Regions from separate parts of the Mus musculus genome. Here all the other regions are linked to region 3. The links are chromatin loops, found by intact Hi-C in ENCODE. Cell type or tissue: left cerebral cortex. All regions are shown on one strand. Region 1 overlaps Pknox2 (Pbx/knotted 1 homeobox 2). Region 2 holds the start of Gm34538 (a long non-coding RNA gene). Region 3 holds the start of Pknox2 (Pbx/knotted 1 homeobox 2).

Region 1 (8,000 bases), 240 kb after region 3:
AGGTTTTAGTATATTTACACCCTTGCACAATCATCACACCTGCCTAATTTCAGATGTTTTCCTTCTTCCAAAAGAAACCCCACAGCCATTAGCCAACACCCCCAACCTCTAACAACTTAGACTCTACTGCACACTTTTGTGGATCAGACCTTCCAGAAATCTCACTCAAGTAGATCATAAGATGGTCTTCGTGACTGTGTTCTTTTAATCCACCGTGAGGTGGGAGGCACAGCTCAGTGGTGAAGTGCTTTCGGAATTAGCATCACATTGTCAAGGTCCATTTATCTTGGGCTGATAGCACTCCACCGTATATCTAGATCACATCTCGTTTTCCCCTTCTCAGTTGAGGGACACTTCAGCAGTTTCCATCTTGGGTGCTGAGGAACACTGCTTTGAATGCTTGTGGATCTAGCAGAGTTTCTGATAGCCTTCATCAGTTTCCCAGCTATCTTACTGCATCCCTAGCGCCTTGCATACTAGGATCAGGGCCTGGGAGAAAACAGTTAAACATCCAGGTATAGCTCATGCCCTGTAGTGGATTCCCGGCCAAGGAGGGCAATGAAGATGAAAGCCAGCCATTTGCCTTGGCCCCTTGATGGTACTGTCCATCACCCCACAGATGTTCTTTGCATTCTCCACCATCTTCCTGGGCAGGGCTCTGGTCGAAGCCTTGAAGGGATTATGTACATGGAGGTCTTGTCACCAGCTCACTGGCAGGACCCACCTGCCCCCTAGTGATGTGTTCTACAGAGAGATTGCAGTCTCTAGATTAGGACACAGAACTTGGTGGCTAGAGGTCCTGGCATGAATTCTTTGACCTCTTTAAGCCTATTTCCTCGGATGAAAAACAAGAATGCAGCATCCAGCTTGAGTAGGCTGTAGTGAGGATAGAACATAAGTGTGAGATACTTCAGTTGACACAGGCTCAGCTACTGCTTCAGTTGCTTCCAGTATCCTCTGGAGGTCCTTATAATATGACTTGGTCTGAAAAATCAACAAAGTGACATAAGGTTCATTCTTGTTTTCTGCTACTTTCTCTTCTTGCTCTGTTCAAATGTCCATTTTTAAATTATACTGTGAGAAGCAGGTACCTGTGGAAAGGCCATGAGGTCATCAGTCATTCCCAGTTTACCATGAATTAGTTCAAAGTCAGACTTTCCATTCTACTCTCCATTCAGCTAAGACTAGTTGCATGTAAAGAATGTCTATCTCTGGTGGAGAACACTTTGTTAACATGATATCTTGAGAAGTCAAGCTAGAATGGGTTGCCAGAGGAAGATCTAGAAGTTGTGTTACATTTCCTAGGCCCTGTCTCTTTCAATACTGCAAGGAATGTTGTATTTATACTATCAAAGACATATTCAGGGAATTTGATTTTGAAGACCCAGGGGCCTGGATGTCCTAAATGGAGAATCCTGACTGTGTGATGGTACAAGAGACTAGGATGTATGAGAAGTACTGAGAAGTGAATGGGAGACTTCAAAAAAGGTAGCAAGATGGCTTAGCATGGAAGGTGCCTGCCACCAAGCCTGATAGCCTGAGTTGGGCAATCCCAGAACAAACAGGGTAGAATGAGAGAACCAACTCCCACAGGTTGTCTTCTGACCTCCACATATTTACATACATAGACATGGAGAGAGAGAGAGAGAGAGAGAGAGAGAGAGAGAGAGAGAGAGAGAGAGAGAGATTTGTACACACAGTAACAGAGCATCAGGAAATGAGCAGATAGACCTGCAATGGTCCCACTTGCTCTGTGGCTTTCAACATGTCAGTCAGCTTCCCTAGCTCTTAGTTCCTCTTCGTAAAGCAGATAGAGCAGTGCCTGCTGTTCTAATTTTGTTTCTGTTGCTGTGGTTAAATATCCTGGAAAATGGCAACTTAGGGGAGAAAGGGATTTATTTCAACTTATGACTTCAGATTACAGTTCATCATTATGAAGAAGTCAAGGCAAGAACTTTAAATAGCTAGTCACATCATATCCACAGTCAAAAGCAGAGAGAAATAGATGAGGTAGATTGCTTGCTTGTTAGCTTCCTCCTTTCTTAAAAAAAATTCTTTTTTTTAATTAATTTATTTATTTATTTATTTATTTATTTATTATATGGAAGTACATTGTAGCTGTCTTCAGACACTCCAGAAGAGGGAGTCAGATCTCGTTATGGATGGTTGTGAGCCACCATGTGGTTGCTGGGATTTGAACTCTGGACCTTCAGAAGAAGAGTCGGGTGCTCTTACCCACTGAGCCATCTCACCAGCCCAGCTTCCTCCTTTCTAATACAGTCTGGAACCCCATGCCTAGGGAATGGTACTGCCCATAGTTGTCTGAGTCTTATGAGAACACGCCCTGAACACACACACACACACACACACACACACACACACACACACATACACAGGCCAACCTAATCTAGACAATTTCTCAATTAAGACTGTCTTCTCAGGTGATTCTAGATTATGTAAAGTTGACAACTCTAACTCTGTATTGAGGATGATTGGTAATGTCTTCTAAGGCACAGTGTCTGGCAAATGGCTAGCAGCAGAGATGGACTAGTCTGGTTTAAGATACAGGAACTATGGACCCTGCCATTGACTTGCCCCTGGCTACCTGCATGACTACAGCTGGTTGTTACACTCTCTTGAGATTCTTTTTCTCATATGTGACATGAGAGCAAAGCCTAACTCCTAGGTGCTTTGGCAGCACATAGTGAGTACATAGTGGGCATTCTATATATTATAAGTAGTAAAATGTAGCCAGTTTTTGTGGGTATTCAACGGGGGTAGTTACTATTGTCAACAGGTGGGACGTGTTCCCATAGATTTCTGTATAACTTTATAGGAATCTGCTTGAAAGCATAGAAAGACAGATGGCATTCAACAGAAAGGCTGTCAGAACCATGAGATCACCCTGCACCCCAAGTGACATGTGAAGGTGGCACTGTAGAGCCCAGTTCCCCAGTCTTTTCAGAATAGTAAAGTCATTGGATAACCTGCAAGTGGAGACCAGTTAGGGGCCTTTGGCCAATCCGTGTCCCCAAGCCATAGCACTGTTGTTTTTACACACCTGCACCATCTTGGGCTCCAGAAGGAGAGGCTGGGCACTAGGACTGTTTGGGTTCTGAGCAATTTGGAAGTGCATCATAAGACATGTACAATCTCATAGCATCCCTAAGAAACCTGAGACATTGGTTAGGAGAAAACACACATGTACCCAGGACTTAGACCAGTCCGAGAGGATGCATGGCTTAGGGAGAGGAACTGACATTTACAATGGACTTTAAGGATTGTTTGGGATTGGGTGGGGTGTGGATGGTCTGTTTGGGGTGGCAATCATCTCTCAAGTGATCATCTTTAACTGTTGTCTTAAATCTTAGTTATTATTGACAGAGGGACTAACCCCTCCCTTCAAAGTGTTCTCATCATGAAATTCTCTTCATCCCTGTTCTGACCTGGAGTTTGATGACCCACATGGTACCTTAGCATGACCAAAATGGGAGGCAGAAAGCTGTCTGGCTGTGTTCTTCGCTGCACCCATCTCTTGATGCCAAGGAAACTTAGGCCTCAAATTTCTGCTATGGCATGAGACTGTTCTCCCACCCACCGTTCACTGGACCAGAGAAGCTGCCTTCTGACTCCGGAGGGAGGATGGCTGAATGTCAGGGCATGAGAGGCCCAAGGCACTCCACAGAAGATTAGTGGCTTTCAGAGATGCCCTCTAAAACTGTCATAAGACATACACAACCTCACAGAATCCCTGAGAAACCTGAGATACTGCTTAGGAGAAAACATACATGTACAAAGACCTAGAGCAGTCCTCAGGGGTGCAGAAAAGGAAGCCCTTCAGAGAAAGGAAACACCTACACAGAAGGCATGGGGCTCCAGCTGACTGCCAACAGGCAACCTGTAGCTTTTTCAGAGCAAGAGCACACGTGATGATCCAAAGCTTTCTCTTTCCCTCTCTAATCTCTTTTTGACAAACACACACAGAATATGGCAGATATTACCCTAAGTACCTTGAGGCTAGTAGAATGATTTCTTAACTTTTCAGGAGGAAAAAAAAATGCCCAAGGTCTAGAGGTACGGAGAGGCAAATCCAGGATCCAAACCATGTAGAACTATGTTCTCACCCACACCCACAGGACCATCTCTGTGACCCCTCTAGAGAAGCAGGTTATCTTGCTAGACTGTTACGTATCCTCTCCTGCCTGCCCCTCAAATGGTCAGCAATCAATCAAGAAACAGCAGTAGTGTGACTTGCCTCCAGGAAGAATTCCCAGGAGTCTGAATCAGAGAATCGCTGCCCATCCTCCTTTGTACCTGCAGACACCCCCTCCCAAACCTCCACATAAATTTATTTAACAAGCACACACCACACACTTAGAGTGGGTCAGCCATCCTCTATGAAGATGGGAAGGAGACAAAGAGAAATATACTGTCGCTTTTCTCAAAAAACTGACAATCTATCTCTTTGGGGTGGCAGATAACATATCATCCCTATAGTGGAAGGCAGTCTAGGGAAGCACTTGAATATGGAGGAAGGAGAGAAGTGCGTGGGCTAAAGATGAACAGGAACAGGCATGGAAGCAAGCTAAGAAGAGCCATTCTCATTACAGTGTGATAAATGCGTTAAAATAGAAACCAGAGGGAGAAGGAACAGCTTATAGACTCAAAATGGGAGGCAGGATGTTTTCACAGTGGGAACCTATAGAGTAACAAAAACAAATAACTACAGCCATTCAAATCCGTGAATGAACAAGTAACATCATCAGTATAATGTTTGAAACCCAGACAAAATGTTGCATATGGCTGTAATCTCAGCACTCAGGAGTTGGAGGCAGGAGGACCAGAAGTCCAAGGTCATCTTCAGTTATGCAGTGAGTTCAGAACCAGGCTGAGCGACATGAGACCCTGTCTCAAAGAAAACAAATGAACAAACAAACAAACAAACAAAAACAAGGCAAAACTGAGACATTGTGCTACAGGGCAGACATACAGAATGACCTACAGAAAAGTACGAAAGTGATTTTCATAAAAAATTTGCCTTTGGGAGAGTGGTTGGAAGGAAGTAGATGAAGCTCCCAGGGTGGGATCAGTCTCCCATCTTTTGCCCTAGGGGTGGATGAGTATGGAGCATTTGCTGTATGGCAGTAGGTGATGCTGTGCTGCTTAGCTCTCTGTAATTCTCTGTGTTTTTAAAGGGTAGGAGTAAAAACAAGAAAGAATGAGCATTCTAAACATGGCAAGAGTTCCCATTGCTAACTGCACTTGCCTCGGTCAAGCAATGCATGACTTGTCTGCTTGCATGATTGCTTGCTTGCTCTATCATCTCTGAAATCAGGGTGCATCTGGCATCCGTGTCATGTTAGATGTGACACCATATGGTCATTTCAAAGCTCTGCCCCTACTGGGTACCTCCCTTTGGGTTCCAGGCCCTCCTGAGCAGTGGCATTCCCATAGATTGAAGGCTCCAAAACAAGCCCATGGTTGCCAAGAGGGGGAAAGCAAGAAAGGTTTGGTAGGCTCTAGCGCAGGTCTGGGAAAGGGAAGCCCACTCCCTACTGAGTCTGCTGTCAGTATGGGCACTGATACCCACAGGTTGATGTTCCCCACATCACAGCTCCCTTTGTGACCCAATCAACCACATGGTGAGATCCACATGGTTTAGGGAGGTGGGAGGGTCATCACAGGGTAACCTTGAATGAAAGAAGTTGCCAGAGATACAAAAAACCAGTGCTGGATTAGTTTCTTCTGACCAGAGCTCACTCTTCAAACTAGAAGCTACTTCAGTGTCCTTTGAATCCAAGGAAACAAGAGTTGTGGAGGTATAAAGGGCAGAATCAGGAATGCTGCAGAGGAGTTTTGTTTTTGTTTTTGTTTTTTTTTTAGGTTAGTTTGCGAGGGAGCCAAAAAGCACCTACTTAATGCCTATTCTTCAAGTTCCTTGTCTTGAGTGTTCAACTGAAGGAGTCTGAGAGGCTGCTATGCATCAGTAGGGATATAACACTCTTGTTCTGTCAGCCTGTACATCACTCTGAAGTTACTTCCATTTTAACCAGAGAAAGCTAAGGACAAAAGACACAGAATGAGTAGCCGAGGCCCAACGGTGACCAGAGAGTGAGACAAGACTCCACCTGCTCCTCAACCGCTCTTCACCATCAAGCAGCCTTGCCCAGTTGTAGAAGTCTTCAGGCAGGCACTGAGAAGGATCTTGACTTTGCTAGTCAGGGCTATACCTTTTTCAAGGAAGACTCATTCACTTGGAGGGAGCTGCAGCTTGGGCCCTTCCTTTTGGCCTTCAGCAGAGTTCCTCCAGCTGGTGATCACAGCACAGCTTCCAGGGGACAATGCTCATCTCCTAAGATCTCATTTCACTCCCTCTCTTGTCCTTGGACTCAAGCCTTTCCAGTTGTGCTAAAAGTAGCCCTGACTCAATTGTGGTCTGTCCAGAAGCCAGGACTATTTTGATTCTGTCCTCAAGAGTCATGTGGTCTAAGGCGTGTACAAGCTGGACTGCTCCCCGGGACTTGACTGTGGTGCCAGGAATGTTCTGGCCCACACACCTGTTCCCAAAGCTGGGCTAACTGTTTCTACTCATCCACAGGCTCCACCCTGTGCCTCCTGAGGTGGTACGCTGGGACAGAGAGGTGGTGGGACCTGTTAGTAGGGGTGCTCATAAGAGATCTAAAAATCCCATCTATAGCATAACAATCTATGAATATTGAGCCATACTCATTCAAGAAGGTGGAAATATGTCAATCTGTGTTTAAGATACTCAATCCTTCAGTGCCAGAAGCAGAGACTCCTTAGAGACAAGAAGCATCATTCTTCCATAGTAGGCTAGGAGACTTCCCTCTCTGGGGTCCTTACAGGGGAAGAGATGCTCATCTGACTAAGTCATGGTATAAGGCTCCTGCCTTAAAGGCTTCTATCTCCTCTACTGGAGTAGTTTGGGTATTCTTCAAAGCCCAGTTGAGGCCCCAGTTCCCTAGGCATCCTCCCCAACAAAACAAACCCACTCTTCTCCTATGACCCAAAGAGCCTTAGTACACACTACCTACAGTGGAGGTGCTCGCACCTCCACCTTTCAGCTGTGAACTCCTAACTTTCAGATGTCTCTGACTTCTAGCACTCAGGAAGCAGCAGACATCCAGCCTGTGTAAACTGTTGACCCAACTCTGCTCAAGAACCAACCTCATCCATATGTCCTTCTTGTTGTGTCTGTTGACTTGTATACTCATACACCATAATTGGACCATTCCTGTGACTGGTCTGGGCACTATTGAGATAACTTCTTATGAGCCAGAGTTCCTGCCTAAGGGTAGTCCATAGTTTCCTTCTGGCTATGGATGTCCCTGTATTATGAGCACAATGCACTTATTCAGAGGCCTTGATGACCACCTTGGCCTAAGGAAGCTGAAAAGGCCTCCCTGAGGATTTGCTCTGTGACAGTTTCAGTGGCACTCAGAAATGTCTTCAGTGGGAAGATGAGGGAAGAGATATCAGTAGTAGATCAGTAATGGAGGACATGTGTGGTCAACTTGCATACCTGTAAGTTCTATGTCATGCAGTCTGAACTAAGTATGGATTGAAAACACTTGAAAAAAATTGCACTAAGCATATACAGATTCTTTTTCTTAACATTGTTTCCCTAAGTAATATGGTATAATGATTATTTCCACATGGTTATCTGAAATATTGTCAGTAATCCAGAGATGATATTTGGCACCAAGGAGAATATGGCCATCATATACGCTTTTCCTCTGAGTTTTCATAGTGCTCAGTTCCCAGGTCTGTGTAGGATGTGTAGGCTGTATGGAAATAGGGTGCTATGTTATGGAATGAGAATGGGTCATCCATAGATATTGCTGTCTATGAGGGGTTGTGAACCAATCCTCCATAGATAACAGGGAAAGATTCTGGCAGCCATAGATAGGAAGGCTTAGCTCCTTCCTGTGACCCTTGTGAAGTAGGATGGGAATATCACCAGGATCCCTGCCTGTTCA
Region 2 (8,000 bases), 110 kb after region 3:
CCCCCAATAAATCATGGCAACTGGGGAGCCCTCTGGCTCTTTAGGAGAAGGTGTGGATAAAGTAGCCCTGATGAGTTACCCCCTGCCTTCCAATCCCTCTCTCCTTCCAGCCTGCGCAAGTGTTAAATACAGCATCAAATTAAGCAAAATTAAATACATTTCCATGCAGTATTTTTCTCTTGACGGAATCAAACAATGCGGTTGCCATAGTAACAGCCTCTTCTGAAAAGGTCACCTGCAAGAAACTGTGTTTTAGGTACAACTCAAGGAGATTATGGGGGATTAACTCATTTTATACATATATATTAAATATATTTTTTCTTTAAAGGGACTGTTATGAAGGAATAATATCCAACAGAGCCAGAAGATACCCACAGAAAAAAAAATTTAAGTCCCTGATAAAGGGTTCTTTTTCTTTTTTCCTTTTTTTTTTTTTTTTTTAACCAGCATGCAGTGGGGTGATATCTGAAATGGCGACTTTGTGTTTTTACTTGGCTTTAATTAAACCTCAGTCGGGGCTGAGAAATGTGGTGAAGCGAGATAATTGCACTATTCCCAGTACAGTTTTTAAACTCCAGCTTTGATATGCACCTCATGACAGCCTGAACCTGCCCCCAGACTCCCGAGGCTGCTTGAGGCTCAGCTTCTAACCGCCCCTCTTAACCTGGGACACCAGGGAGCTGGGTGCACCGGGATCTCCACCAGTGATGGAGTAAGGCTAAGACCGAGGCTCAGGGAGCAGAGGCCACATCTCTCAAAAGTTTACCTCTAGCTTTGGGGAAGGGCCAGCATAAGCCAACCCAGGCAGAGTGGGACATTCTTCTGCTTTCCTGACAGTGAGAGTCTTCAGAATATCTTGAGGCATCCTTGTTAGATTTGAGCTAAAATGAGCTTCCTGGTGCAGAGTTTCCAGTGAGGCAAGCTGAGGGCACAACACGTTTCAGTGCTCTGTGTAAAGCTCTTAAGCAAAACTCCCTGAAGAAAAAAAGAGGCTTAAGGTTTCATACATGGGCCCCCACAGCTCCTACAGCCAACCCACAGTAGCCCCAATGCTACAAGTTCTGGCTCTTCTGGAGTCAGGATGACAGACACCTGGCTGAGCTGTGTCAGAGTTTGCCTTGCCTTTTTCATCCACCAATTTAGTACCATTTGTTTTCCAGACACAGAGAGGGCAGGTACCTGTCACAGACCAGGAGGCTCAGTCTCTCAAAGCACAGAGGTAAACACAGAACTGTACTGGCTTCCAGGGCACTAGCTGGACAACTCCATCACTGGGTTGGTCACATTCCAAAGATAATCCATACCTCACTGGCCAGGGCTGACAGCCCCAGCACAGCCCCAGCTCAGGACTATAGTCTATGTGTTCATGTGTGTGGTAGGGGGGCAGGGAGAGGTGGAGTCATGGTATTCATACTTGTGATATATAGCTATATGTATATATACATGCATACATGCATACATTCATATGATATACACAGATATAGAGATTGCTGCATACTTCTAGCTATGTGTAGGATACGCTCAATTTCTACAAATACTCTCAGAGGACCTGACAACGTATGGAATTCTTCATCCTTTCTGGCCTCCGATTCCAGGAACTCGGATTGCGTAACCGATCCTTCGGTTAAGCAAAGTTAGCTTGCAGAGTGCATCAAAGATAGGCTGACCCAAGTCTGAATCATGGCCGGCTATAAAGCAGCGGAAGAGTGCTCTTTCCTTCCCCATCAAGTGGGAATAAGAAGAGCTACTGTCTTAAATCACAGCTCCTTATGGGGCTGTTCTGAAGATTAAATGAAATGACCCGAGGGAAGGGGCTGGATAACGGAGGTGCTCACCGGATGTTTGTTGACTATTTGGTGAACATGACTTTTGTACAAAACAAACCTTGTGTTTCTTTCTGTGAAATCCAGCCTGCCAGCCTGGGGACCGCTGCAGAGATTAAAGAAAGAACAGCAATTTCTATCTCTAATCCTCAATACAATCACTGGAGGTTTCCTTAAACTCTTTTTTAAAAACCAAAACTACAGTCATCCAGGGAAGAATTTTATTTTTAGTGCAACCCAGCCCCCTCAAGGAAATGCATCCTTAAAATAACACCCCCTAGAGTTGGGCCAGACCAGAAAGACCTTGATAAAGACCATGTGCCCAAGTAGAGAGTACACGGCTTTCTACTACTAAAATCTGTATCTTTTCTTCATTTAGGATAAGACAGCCCTGCCTTGTCCCTTACATCTCCCAGCATCCTTACATCTTAACATTGTCTACATCCTTTCAGTGGCAACATCCTCAAATGGCACCAGACATTGCCAGATAGACAGTTGTGAAGCAGTGGCCTCATGTATCTACTGGGAGCCATGTCTAGTGGATCTGACGGGTATCCCTTGATATCATCTGACTTACAGTTAGCTGGGGTGGCTGTTGCCACCATAGCACTGTTGACTCTCCTGGCTGCTTTGGGGGTTTAGCCATGTTCTGTTTCCTATCTTGGGTCTTACTGCTGAACTTGTCAACTAAAATATTCCCAGTCCTCTAAAGGGCACTTGACAAGGAGGCTGTGTCTGCCAGCTTCAATTTAGGAGCCTTAGAAGCTGATAACATCTTGAAATCTGCCTTTATTGTATGTCTAGTTACTTCCTACTCTGAAGCTCAGTTCCTGATCTATAAAATGGTGATCTGCTATGAATTTCACAGTGCCATGCCAAGGTTAAATGAAATAAGAAAGGCTTACCACAATGACTAGAACATAGCTGTCTCAGTGTGAGGCAGGCATCAAAATCACCTGGAGGTGTAATCCACACATTGGTGGGCCCCACCTCTGCATTCAGTAGATCTGGCCTGGGTCTGAGAATTTGTATTTTCAAGCTCCTAGTGATGTTACTGGTACGGACACAACACCTTGAAAAGTACTGACCTCTACAATCCAATGAGAGGTAGGTCATGATCTACTTAAATTAGAATCTTGTAGCTATCCAACTTTGCTTATAAAGGCATCAAAGCAGACTGGATTCAGACTATGGTAGTCCAACAGAACTTTCCACAGTAAGTGAGAATGCCCTTGGTCTAAACTGGCCAGTTTGGTAGTTGCTAGCCACATTCAATGACTAAACATTTAAAACTGCCAGACAAGTGGGGGACTTAATTACATTTGTATTAATTTAATAGCCCTGTGTGACTATTACCTAGCATGTAGGGTGATATAGAACAAATTTCCATAAGATCTGAAGATGTGTCCAATGGTCAGGGAGCTGAATGCCTACAGAGGTATCACCTGAAGATCTCAGACTGGGGTCAAGACACAACATTTCAGCCAGCTGCTCCTTTGGTATGCTCTTAAGGAAATCCTCAAGTCCTTGGAGGCCAACTCATGAATCTCTACCCTTCCCTCAGATACCTGAATACCTAAGTATTCTGCTCAGCCAGGGTCAGGAACAGTTGAACACAGGAAGCATGGAGTCTGTGCATCCAAGCAGAATGACAATGGATCTTTTAGGGACAGTTCTCTTCTTGGCAGTGATGCGCTAGGATGGTTCAGGGACAGAATGAGATACGACATTCTCTCGATGGAGGTAGGAAAAATTGAAAAGCAGTCTGTTAAACTATGGAAAGACAAGACGGTTGACTAGGATAAAATTTCATATGACCCCAAGGATAGACAGCTGGTAAAAGTTTGGAAGGGGGTTGGAGAGATGACCGAGAGGTGAAGAGCGAGCACTAGCTCTTCCAAAGGTCCTGAGTTCAATTCCCACAACCACATGTTGGCTCACCACCATCTATAATGAGATCTGGTGCCCTCTTCTGGCTTGAAGGCATACATGCAGGCAGAAAAGTGAAAATTATATCTATGGGGTTGGAGTGGTATGTCAGTAATTAAGCACACTGGCTGCTCTTCCAGAGGACCTAGGTTCAATTCCCAGCACCCACATGGTGGTTTACAAACATCTGTAACTCCAGTCCCAGGGGATGTGACACCCTCTTCTGACCTCTGCAAGAACTGCATGCATACAGGCAAAACACCCTTACAGATAAAAATACACACATTTTTAAAAAAATTTAAAAGGAAGTAATATCTGTGACTCAGATAAAAAGATGCTTGACATCTCAGCTCAGTTCTGTGTGCAACAAAACTACACAGGGTGACCCCCCCCCCAGAGTCACTCTCACAATGTTCACTTGAGAACCCCTCATCTCACGCTATGTCTACTGTGCTTGAGAAAATTATGTAACACGATGGTGAGCATCTTTGGTCCTGGGAGTCCACAAAGAGAATGCTTAAAGCTATTTGTGCCACTCAGTAGCTATAGGACCACAGGCAAATTATGCAGCCCCCTTAGCCTTGGTCTTCCCATCTGTAAACAGAAGTGATCATGGTACACACATAGAGAGGTGCATTGCTAAAAAGCAGTAAGTGCGTTTTAGATGGCAAGGGTTATGATGTACCTGTACCACTGACCTCCCTCCTCATCTCACATGGGCACCACAAGAGCACTTCTGGGAGCCTTGCCTAGAGTGTGTCTTATTCCGGGCCCTTTGACTGAGTAGAGGTGACCTCTCTGCCCACAGGCCCTCAGGGGTGTGCTTTTGCTTCACAACAACAACCATGATGAATTGTGGTGCCTGATACAGCCAAGACACAAGAAATAGCATCACCAGAAAACCAACTTAAGCCTGGCCTGATTTAGTGCAGAGAAAATGACAGCTGCTGTGCTCGGCTGGCTTCCACCCAGCAGAAGGCTATTTTTTGCAAATAAAATGGTAAGTTGCTAATCAGAAAGATAAATTAAGAAGCATTAAGATAATGATGGTCTAATCACTGTCCACACAGAGAATTGCTAGAGTGGATATCCAGGCTACCAAGTGCTTGAGCACATTTGGTGATTATTTGTATTATGAAGGGAATGATGGATTCTAGGCCTGGAATCAATCTAGCTCAGGAAATACACAAATCCAACCTCCACCAGGGACGCCTGGAGGTCAACTGTTCCCCTGCTGGCCTCCATCCCCAGCTCTGAACAACCTCTCCCAAACCATTCTTCATCTTTGGCTGTCTTATCACTGAGTGCCCGCAGCTTCTATGAAGGCATCTCTTGGTCCAGCTGTTTGGGTGCCCAGTATGCCACTTCTTGGGAACTGGCTCGGCTCAAGGGGAGTGCTTTGCCTTGAGTAACAGAAATGGCCCTGTTTGGGAACAAGCTGGCTACATGGCTGAGGACAGGAGCTAGGGTCCTCCTTGTCTCTGAGACCTGCTGGGCAGAAGTGTTGTCCCATCATGCCATAAAGTCTGGAGCCATCAGGACTGCACAGATTGTTGTCTCTTGCTCTGTAGCTGAAGATCCAAGGTATATGGAGTATGGATTGCCTGCTGGCTCAGAGCCCAACATGGGGACTTGGCCTGTGCTCTCATTAGCCACTATGTGTACTAATACTGTTTGAGTGAGAAGGAACACTGAGAACTCTACCCCAGAGCACCAGCACAGGGTAACATATTCAAAGACAAGTTTAGAGGATCCAATATTGACTAACGTGAGGTCTTTTAAGTTCCCATATAAAGTCATCTATATCTCTATCTGTGAGATGGATAAATGAACCAACTTACAGCCTGCTGTACCTCACTTGCTGAGCTGGTGTCACCCCTACTACTGTGAGGCATAGAGCACCAACTTTAAGTCAAGGAGCAGTAGTTGGGTTCAAGGCAGTGAGATGCTGTGGTTGGCTTACAAGAACTAACTTTGAATTGTGAGAAATTTCACAAGCCAGTGGCTATACACAGCCACTATTAAAATTTAATCATAGGCATTTAGTATCAAATATATTAAGCAGGGCATAGTGGTGCACACCTTTCATTTGAGCACTCAGGAGACCGACACAGGCACATTGGTTACCAAGTTCAAGGCCAACTTGGTCTACATAGTGAATTCCAGTACAGCCAGAGCCAAGTAGACCCTGTCTTGAAAACAAGAACAACAAAATAAGTTATATTAAAAAGAAAGGTGATAAATACTCAAAATTCTCTCCTTCTTAAGCATTCTACCCTCATCCTTACCCTTAAGGTTATTTTAATCTATTTTCATGTCAAGGAAATACTGTATGATATGTGCTGCTCTGAGTCCCTTTCCAACTTCATGTTTGGTAACTGTACATTAGTAGCTTAAAACTAACTATAGTGACAATGTCCTTCTAGAGAGCTAGTTACATCAGCACACTGCTGGTCTAAGGATGTCACGAGTGAGGGCTGTGGCATGGTGAGGGTTCCTAAGGCACTGTAAGAAAAGCCCCAGCCCAGGGCCAGACACAGTGCATGCTCAGTTTGTGGTAGATGTAATCGGGCAGCATGAATGCTGAGAACCAATGTTGGGCCGCAGTAATGATCTCAAAGACAGGTTAAAAACTGCAGTGGACAGGCAGTGAAAAATCTGAGAACCTCGTCTATTTGGATTTTCAAATACATGTGTCTTCAAAAATCAGATTGAAAAATCAGACCTTGAAAATATTAGGACAGTGCCATTAGAAAGTAAAGAATTCAGGCTGGAGAGATGGCTCAGAGATTAAGTACACTAAGAGCACTTCCAGAGGACCTGGGTTCAATTCTCAGCAGCCACATGGTGGCTCACAGACATTTTCTTTCTTTTCTTTTATTATTATTGGTTTTTTTTTTTTCAAGACAGGGTTTCTCTGTGTAGTCCTGGCTGTCCTGGAACTCACTCTGTAGACCAGGCTGGCCTCAAACTCAGAAATTTGCCTGCCTCTGCCTCCCAAGTCCTGGGATTAAAGGCGTGCGCCACCACGCCCGGCTACTCACAGACATTTGTAACCAGGGGATCTGACACTGCATACATGTGGTACACAGACAGACATGTGAGCAAAACACCAATACATATAAAATTCAAGAGAAAAAAGGAAAAGAGGAGTGAAGTCATGAAGCCTAATGGAACATAAAATGTTTCCCATGGCTGGAGAGAGCACTGGTGTTGCAGAGGAACTGAGTTCAAATCCCAGTACCCATGTTGAGTGGCCCAGAACTGCCTTTAACTTCAGTTGCAGAAGTATCCAGTATCTGTGTAAGTATACACACACACACACACACACACACACACACACACACACACACACAGTGGAGGCAGTTCGGGGAGGAGATGGGTTTTGTTTGTTTGTTTGTTTTTGTTTTTTTTCCTTCACCACATGGGCCCCAAGTATTGAACTCGGGCTGTCAGATTTGGCAGCAAGACCCACTGAACTATCTTGCTGACCCAGAAATAGATTTTGTTTGCTCACTGTTTTTAAGTGAGTTTCAGCATCTAACCTACAGTCATTAACTGGTGGCCCCTCTGTACATTTTCTGAGCTTATCCAGGGCCACTCCTTGCTACCACCGAGGTTATAAAGGAAAAGAATACTGAGTGCCTTGTCCCTACTGTCAGCCTTTATTTCTTGCCTGGACTCTTCTGGTCCTCCCAGATCCAGGGCACCAGGATTGTGACCAGGGCTGTGCTTTGAATTGGCACCTTCCTCCCTTTCACAAAGTTCCTTGAGCATCTGGCTTTGGGTTCTGACTTTAGGGACATCTGTAGCCATGGGAACATCCTCATGTTCTAGAGGCTGGTGTTGTCATTTGACCAGAGCCTCCTGGAGATGCCTTGTTGAGAACGTTTGCGGACAGCACATCCTGTGTGCACACAGAGCACAGGATGAGTTCTCCTTGTCCCTTCCCAAGAGGGAGGACACCACTGAGTTCATCCTGGAACTCAGGCTGTGTGGACTCTGGAGCAAACACTTCTGAGTTTCCTACTGCCTGGGAGCTTGCCAGCCCAGGACAGGAGGTTCTCCTGGCTGTGGTTTGCGCTCTCTCTCTCTCTCTCTCTCAGGATATGGCAATAATTTTATGAGGTACACATTTTATTACTCCCATTTTATAGATGGGAGCACAAAGGTTCATTAGCTTAGTCAAAATCACATGGTTTAGTGAGTGATGACACTCTGGAGCCCAGACCCAACCACGGTACCACA
Region 3 (8,000 bases):
CTGTAGCAGTGGATCTATAGGTGAAAGCCCCCTCCCCGTCCCACAGGAACATTGCAGGTGAATGTGGAGTTGCTGGCAGGACCTGGATAAAGAGCACATCTGGAATGTGATGCAGACGTCTCTGAGCCTTTGGATCTAATGATACTTCTCATTTTTGCCGGAATCCGAGGCAGGGGAGGAATGACCCAGAGGCTTGGAATGGAGCAAAGGGTAACCTCCCTCTGCTGGGGTTAGATCCTTTTCTGGGAACCTGACTGTCTGGATTCCCTCTTAGCTTTTCCTTAACTTTCAGTGACTTTGTTTAGGCTTCAGCCAGGCTCCTTTCCTGGTGTGAGAGTCACAGGATTCATTGTCACCTGCCTGTGGCCTGAAACCGCTTCTCAAGGGGGGCAGAAGGGATTCTCTGGTCCTCTGTGTAGGAGCTGAGCCAGTCTGCATCCTGAGTGGCTGAGCCTATACTTGGCACTCAGTAGGAAAGTCATCTTTGTTGACTAAATGGAGACATGCATGGTTGCACTGGCTTGATTTGGCTTTTCATTGTAGAAGTGACTTGGGTGAGGAGCCTGTTTGGTGTATGGAACAGATTGGACCACCCCAGCAAGCCCAAGCTGAAACAGTACTCCCCTCACCTTACGGTGCCCAGCCTCCGGGACACACTGGCTGGCTAAGCAGTTTTAAGAATGAAACAGCAGTGGCTTCCAAGCACTTGCCTGACATTTGCCAAGGGATAGCTTCTGATAAGGCTCTTTCCCTTGTTATCTTGCCCCTGAACCACCCCATCAACCCTCGGATGAACCAAGCGTCAGAGGAAGCCTACAGCAGGGGGAAAAAAAAAAGCTCTTGAGACCAGGGATAACTAACCACCTGAGCACCTTTGCTGGGGCCAAGGTAATGAGAATTATTCAAATGCAATCATAAAAATGAGGCCAGCCGGGCAGGAATGGGGTGGGGGTGTGATGGAGAGAACGTTTCTTGCCAGTTTGAAGATTCCTATTTTCTTGGGGTTCTCTTGAGGTACACAGAAAATTTCACCTCCTCTCAATCTCTTCAGCACCTGGTGTCTTGGAACTCGTCACCAGTTGATCGCTAAGGAGGACACCGGGTAGGGGTGCGCCTGCATTTCTGGGGTTCACTGCATCACCTCTGTCAGGCAACCCCCAGGTCTGGGCGCCTGCTGCCTCTCTCCAGCAGCAAGCAGGCCAGAGCCTGATGTCTGAGCCGAGCCTCCAGTAGAGGGAGACACTCTAGCAGCTCCTCGCCTGGGAAGCGGCCGGGTCCAGGAGTGGGTGGGGGCTATGGGGGGGGGGGAGAAAGGGGGAGTGGGGAGAGGGGAGGTGTGCGCGCGCGGGGAGGGGGGGGGAGGGAGTCCGGGGGGCGGGTCCCTGTGCCGCTGACGTCCCGAGCAGTGCTGGGAAGTATAGGCTGTGTTGTCACGCCGGTGTCAGTCTGATGAAGATTGGCATCAGGTAAGCTGTCATTCATTTCCATGTCAGAGACGCTTTTGCAGGCGGCGGCGGCGGCGGCGGCTGCTGCTGCGGGCGGCTGCCTCAGAGCGCGTGTGTTTTATTCCAGTCCCCAAGCCAGAGTATTATTCATTGCGACAGGGCAAGGAGGAGAGAGGGAGAGAGGGAGGCAGCAGGGAGGAGAGAGAGGGAGGCAGCAGGGAGGAGGGAGGCAGGGAGCAGAGAGGGACGGCGGGAGCGTGCAGAGAGAAGCTGGGGAAGCGCCGGGAGAGCGCGGAGCGAAGCCGCGCGAGGGGAGGCGAGGCTGGGCGAGGAGGCGGCGAGAAGCGCGCGGCCCACCCGCTCCCGGACCCGGCCGGTGCGCAGCTCCGTGCCCGCCTCGCTGCCGCCGCCTCGCCCCGCTCCCCTCTGGCCCAGGGCCGGGCGTGCATTGTTTGCGGTCGCAAGCAGCTGGGCAGCGGACTCAGAGCGCAGCGGCCCTAGAGCCTGTAGCGGGCGGGCTGGAAGCCGTGCACCCGGAGCTTCCCGGGACTCGAGCCCAGGGACGAGCGCGTCGGCCGGAGTCCCTGCGCAGGCGGCTCCTGGCTAGGCGCTCGGTGGGGGCGAGGCTGGGAACTGCGGGCGGGCTTCGGTTCTCCTTTCCCGGGCTCCAGGAGCCCTGTGGCTGGAGCTTCCTAGGTGTCACCAGCCCCGAGCTGCCTTCGAGTGGTTGGAAGCGGGAGCAGCCCTAGCCTGCGGCCGGGTGGCTGGAGTCAAGCAGTGGCGGCCGCGTCCTGCCCGGCCCGGGGAGGCAGGGAGAGTAGAGGTTTACCGGAGGATCAGTGGGGACAGGGGAACATGTGTGTGTGTGTGTGTATGTATGTGTGTGTGTATGGGGGGGGGGGAGGTGTTAGTCAGAGAAACCAGAACCCGAGGGGCGACGCTCAGGGACTCTAACTAGGAGTAGGAGGAGAATTTGTAGGGTCACTGGCTCTCTACGTATTGTTGGGTCTTTTGGGCGGGGAGGGGAGGATTAGGGGTCCTTGGCGAAGAGCTAGAAGATAAATTCGTAAAAGGGGGGGAGGTGGGCACGGAAAGCGTCCCGAGAAGAAAGCCGATGGGGATGGGGCAGGGTCCTGAATGTGCCGCGCGAAGTTTCTGTTTCTTTCGGGTTAGGCTGGCTTCCAAAGCCAAGGAAGAAACGAGCGCAGTGGGCCGCGCTGTCTGGAGAGTCCTTCACAGGGCAGCCAGGGTTCCCGCGCGGTCGGAAGACGCGGGTTGGGAGTGGGAGGGGGATGCGGATCAGCCCCTTAAAGGAGGGCTGGGTTTTGGAGCAGGCTAGAGTTTGGGTTGCAGGAATCAAGCTGTTTTCAGAATAGGGACAGATGGGCCGCTGTGTAGTTTACATGCCGGCAAAGACAGAGGGCTGGAGTTAGGCGCCGGGGCCCCGATTACCTCCGAGGCTTGACTCCGGAGCCGGTGACGTTGTTTTAGAACTGACACTCGGGATCAGGATATTGAAATGTAGGAAGAATTGCGCGTCCAGGTTCTTACAGCGTGTGGGAGGAAAAGCTTTTATGTAGGCAAGAAAAGTAGTTGATTCCAGCCGTGGTGAGCGAGCCCCGAACGTCTGCTGCTTCTCCCCCTAAAGCGAATCTTGCGGATGAGAGGATCTGGGTGCACAGGGCTGAAACCTAGGAGAAAGACTCTGGAAGGTACACAAAAATAGTGATTCAGTACGAAGTGACCGGGTAGCATCATCCGGGTCCGAGTGGAGCCAAGGAGCTGGCCCTGCAGAGTCAGCAGGCTCTGGGAGTCACTTGCGGTCTGTGGCCTCAGCGTGGCGGGGTGGTTGCTGGTGGCCCGCCGGGACAGTGGTAGGCGACGCAGGCAAGGGGGCCACTAGTAGAGAGGTGCTACTGGGGCTTAAGGAATCGTGGCTGCCGCCAAAGGAAAGACATTCCCGAACTCCGGAGTCCTCATCGGATCTGCCGCCTGTTTATCTGCAAGCGATGCTTGCTTCGTCCAGGGCAATGTCGAAGAGCGCACAGGCCGGCCCATACCGGCAAGGTTCTATCCTAGAGGGAGGAGGAAGTTCGGGGTTTCCTTACCCTCACATATGTTATCTTGGGACTTCTCCAGGCTGTTGGCTTTCTGGAATTCAAATGCTCTTCAACTGGTAGAATCCAAGATAACAAGCTTAAACGGATTTAAACATCCGCCCCCCCACACACCCCCCTCCCAAATCTCAGAAATGATGGTGTTCAAAAGCAACATGGTTTTATCCCAAACTCTAGCCCCTTTGCCCTCCCACTCTGCCTTCTGACCTTCCCGTGGCCCCTGGACCTTGATGCAAATGCACGCATGTGTGTATGCCTGTAGGTAGGTGTGGGGTGTCTCTTATTTAGGGGCTCGTATCTCATACTCAAACTACTTCCTCAAGGCTCGGGCCTAGCTCACCAGTGGGTGGAGTGGAGGGGTCCTAAAGAAGGAAAGAGCAGATTGGGGAGAAGGAGGGTTGAAGATGTTACATTCTGGACATTTAGATAAAGAGTAAGGTTGAGGGATGGATGTAAGTGTGTGTGTGTGTGTGTGTGTGTGTGTGTGTGTGTGTGTGTTGGGAGTTGATTTTCTCTGTGCATGATTTCTCTGTGCACCGTGAATTGAGAAAGCCAGCCAGTCCTTTGGGGCACTGAAGCCGCAGGACCCAAGAATGGCCACCGCGGCCGGGGGCGCGGCGACCGCTACCAGGAGCTGTTGTTTTCCAGACTTGGAATTCCTGAGCGCTCTTCTCCAGCCCTGAGCTGAGCGGGGGAGGGAGCCGTGACCCCACGGAGACTCCCCGGTCACCGCCTCCCTTTTGTGAGATCGAAAGGCATGAAAGCCTAGAGAAAGAGGATCTGCAGGGAATGAGGGCCAGGGGGTTACTCGAGGGAGATGGGCCTAGCAACAACCACAGTAAAATGCTTAGCGCAAATCGCAGCGAAGTGTACCCAACTCGAGACTGGCTGTTTTATGACCCTTTCTAGGAGTTTACTGCTCTGTGCTTTTAAGTCTATAGATTGCTTTAAGTTAATGAAAGTGCGGCTTTCAAAGGGGCCTTTTTATTGTGCGGCAGCGACAAATCTAGTACCTCCCCTTTACTCTTCCAAAATGGGCCCATTTAGAAGGAGGGAGCTTGCTGGGATTCCCACATGAACAGAGCTGGGGGGTGGGGGTGGGGGGAAGAACACCACTTGAAAATGGGGATTAATAAAAGACAGCGTTCCGCGTAATTCAGAAAGATAAGTTAACTTCTCCCTCATCCAGTTTCATCTGTGCATCCTTCAGTTGCCTCTGGGCTTTCCCAGAAGCTAGCTAGCTTTAAAGGTTGCTCAGTGCCTCCCTGGTAGCCCCCTCCCACACTGCTTTATATAAAGCCCGACCCTCCTCAATTCAATAACACAAACTGGGTTTCAGGATTTTAACGCGGGTACTAATTCAGACTAAAATATTTACTTGTGCCCTGGGGGAGGGGCCTTGCCTTGCAATCAGCAAGATGGATCGGTTTAAAAGGCTGGGAACCCAAGGAAGAACAAGGCAGGCTGTTTTCAGCGGGTTTTTTTTTTTTCTTCCTCCTTTCAATCTATTTGGCACAAAAGGTGAGATGACAAGGATTTTGACTAACACAGAAACTGCAGTGGGGCCTGCCTGTGGCTTTGACCGCATGTCATAACCATTTAAACTGTGGTTACTTGCTCAAAGCTCAAAGCTTCTCCAAGCTGGGTTTCATTAACTCTACACCAGTTGCCTGGAAGTTCAGTAGCAATAAATTGCATAAACACATTTGAAGTAAGTTAGTGATGAAATAAGGAGAATTACTGTCTTGTGAGTGGGGAATCCTGAATTCATGGAGTTTTGACTTAAGTGGAAACACACTTTGCCTCTCTTGGCCTTAAAGTTTATAGGTACACCAGAGTGTGTGTTAAATTTCTTTCTGCCATGTCCATCTTCAGCCCTGGGCTGTAACCCATTAGAGACCAAGGCGTGCATGCCTAGAAAGCAGAAGGCTGCATTTAAAAGGGGTCTCTATTAGCTCCATTTAGGAACTGAAGCAGAGCGAGCGATCAAGATCAACCTGATTTTCTTGCCCTTACTGAACGCATTGGGCAACATAAACAGCCTCAGCGCGGGACAAATTAGATTTTTAAATGTTAGAAGCTTAATAATACTGTGTGTGTGTGTGTGTGTGTGTGTGTGTTTTTAAATTAAAGAAACAACCAATAAAATTTATAGGCTCCCAACATGTTGCAAAATTTCCTTGGTATTTATTTACACACCCACCTCACCTTTCAGAAATTCAACCTCCAATTTTGAACTTTTGTTTCTGATTTACCTAATATAGAGCACATTTAATTGGAGGCAAGTAAGAAGTTCTGTTATGAGTTTTCCTTTATCCTCTGCTGTGCAGTACCAGGCCTGTAAGATATATATATATATATATGCATATGTATTGCACACACACATATATGATTATATATATCATATATATATGATGCAATTATTGGAGGTGAAAGCATGTGGGAGAGGCAAAGAGTCTGGATCAAATAAAATGCAGACTCTAGGATAGAGAAATTGAAATAGCTACACGGAGGAGAGGCAGAAGAAGCAGTACGGAAAACAAAATCATCATGAGTGTTCACAAGCCTTGAATCCAACCAAGGTCTTATTCACCATGCTTTGTATAAGACACTTCATATAGAGACCCATGACTTACTGGAAATTGAATTATATCAAGAAGCAGAATTTAGAGGGAGGAGCTGCACTGCTGGGTTCTACCCAAGCAGCCTGACCAGGACGGTTGTGATGGGGCTCTGCTAATTTAATTAAATCTATTACCTGACATGGGGAGGAAGACAGGAAGGAAGTGGTGGATGGCAATCAGGACTGGCTGGTCAGCATGCTGAGCTAGTATTTGGGCTGGAATTTGAGGGCCTGACTCTGTGGCTCCAGCGGGTCCCCCAGCTGCCAGGCTTTGGTTTCTTCATCTGTTGAGTGGAATGTAGCACATGCTGCCCCCTTTTAGGCTGCAAGAAGTGAAGGGTGGGCACGAGGCGAGTGCAGGGCTCACTGTAAAGAGTAAAGAACACAGAGACAGAGGATTCCTAGCAGCAAGCCATGTTCTTTTGAGTGTGCTTCCTTCCTTGCCTAGCTCCGTAGCCTGTCCTCACGATGTGTGAAGAGTTTCTAGACTTTTGTGAAAGGGCACAACTCCTACCTTACATCTTTGAGTCTAAAACCTCTACTGTGGTTTCATACACCACCCGCTTTGCCAAGAGGGGCTGTCATGGCTGAATTGGGGAAATCAGCCTGCTTCTTCCCTCCAGCGATTTCCCTCTGGAATATGGAATACCCTTCATGTCTCCAATATACACAGAATCGGACATATCAGAAATGCAGGCTCTGCTTTTTTTTTTTTTTAATTTATTTAATACAACAGGGGAATAAGGGCTCAGTCCTGATTGGTGTGCAACATCTGGTCCTGCTGGGGTGTGGGGGAGGGATGGGTGCTGATCTGGAATGAGCCACAGCCTGGACCTCACTTAGCAGTCTTCATTCTGGCAGATCAAAGCAGATTCTAGGGGAGAAAGCCCGAGAAGTTACACCCCCACTTCCAAAGAAGCTCATGCTTGCTTGTCAAGCCCTTCAGCTCCTGTATCTGAGTTTAAGATTGAGTGAGCCCTGATACGACATGGCTTCATTAGAATGGATGCTCTCTTTAAATCCTCTCCTACTCTACTGGAAGCTTTTCCTCCACACACCCTTTCTAGCTGGTCTGGTTTCAGGTCACATTTTGGTCTCCATTTTGATTGGGAGTGAGATGATGGGGGCAGGGAGGGGGGGTGAGGCCCAAGATAGAGGCAGAAGCTGTGACAGTTGAGGGCTGAGTCTTTCTCCCAGAACTCTTCTAGAAACCCCAGGCATGAGGGAACACCAAACCCTGACACAGCGCAGTTCATAGTGCCCCATGGAGGTGGGGAGACATGTTTGACTTGGACACATATCCTTAGTCTTCCTTGCCTGCCTGAGTTTCTAATTACAAGAAGGACCATTGCTGTTAAGACCTATCTCACTAAAAACACATCCCCGTGTATAAGAAGAAACCCTAAACCAGGCAGGATATTTTAAAACTGAAGCAATGAAGATTAGATTAAGTCTCCACCAAACAGCCTGGTTCTCGTATTATTTTTGGCTGGAATGTGGAGAAAAACAGCTGGCCCTGGGGCCCTGGGCAGACTCTGGAGGCTTCAGACAGGGTTGGGGGGAGTGGGTTTGCAGGGGTGGGGTGGGGGGGGGTATGTAACTGTTCTTTGCCTAGTAGGATTGTGACCAGTTTCTGTCCGGCTCATTCTAGGCACGGAACAAAGAGGGAGGTTGTACTGGGAGAGGGGCAGATGCAGATGGGCCAGAAGGTGTAAGTCAATGAGCACCAAGGAGCCTTTCAATACCGCACTTCATTAAGAGCTACTGGTTGTGTTTAGTGTATGAGGCCTCCATTCTCAGGCTCAGAAATCCAGC

Evidence for each region. A loop is a pair of places that touch in the nucleus more often than their neighbours do. Peaks named below come from ENCODE experiments on the same cell type or tissue, not always from the same donor. Only the 100,000 strongest peaks of a DNase experiment are listed, where the experiment ranks them.
Region 1: a loop joins it to region 3, with 3 times the contacts of the local background. A loop is called at or near these places in 14 of 42 quality-filtered maps.
Region 2: a loop joins it to region 3, with 4 times the contacts of the local background. A loop is called at or near these places in 13 of 42 quality-filtered maps.

What each region holds. Positions count from the first base shown.
Region 1 is chr9:36,897,231-36,905,230 of GRCm38, reverse strand. All of the region lies in intron 10 of Pknox2 (Pbx/knotted 1 homeobox 2), which reads left to right. Among named protein-coding and RNA genes, the nearest start is that of Fez1, 68 kb to the right of the region's middle. In left cerebral cortex, no CTCF peak of the experiment used is centred here; DNase peaks (open chromatin) are centred at 4,565 and 6,459; H3K27ac peaks cover 3,352 bases.
Region 2 is chr9:37,031,242-37,039,241 of GRCm38, reverse strand. The region is part of intron 2 of Pknox2 (Pbx/knotted 1 homeobox 2); the gene reads left to right. It overlaps Gm34538 (a long non-coding RNA gene), which reads right to left and starts at 1,929. Exons shown (of 7, transcript XR_003948122.1): 1 at 1,885-1,929; 2 at 767-975. In left cerebral cortex, a CTCF peak has its summit at 3,808 (motif pointing left); DNase peaks (open chromatin) are centred at 34, 1,071, 1,580 and 4,703; H3K27ac peaks cover 2,535 bases.
Region 3 is chr9:37,140,707-37,148,706 of GRCm38, reverse strand. Pknox2 (Pbx/knotted 1 homeobox 2) reads left to right here and starts at 1,385. Exons shown (of 13, transcript NM_001029838.2): 1 at 1,385-1,466. In left cerebral cortex, CTCF peaks have their summits at 1,201 (motif pointing right), 3,275 and 4,193; DNase peaks (open chromatin) are centred at 2,982, 3,209, 3,779, 4,256 and 4 more places; H3K4me3 peaks cover 4,341 bases; H3K27ac peaks cover 5,659 bases.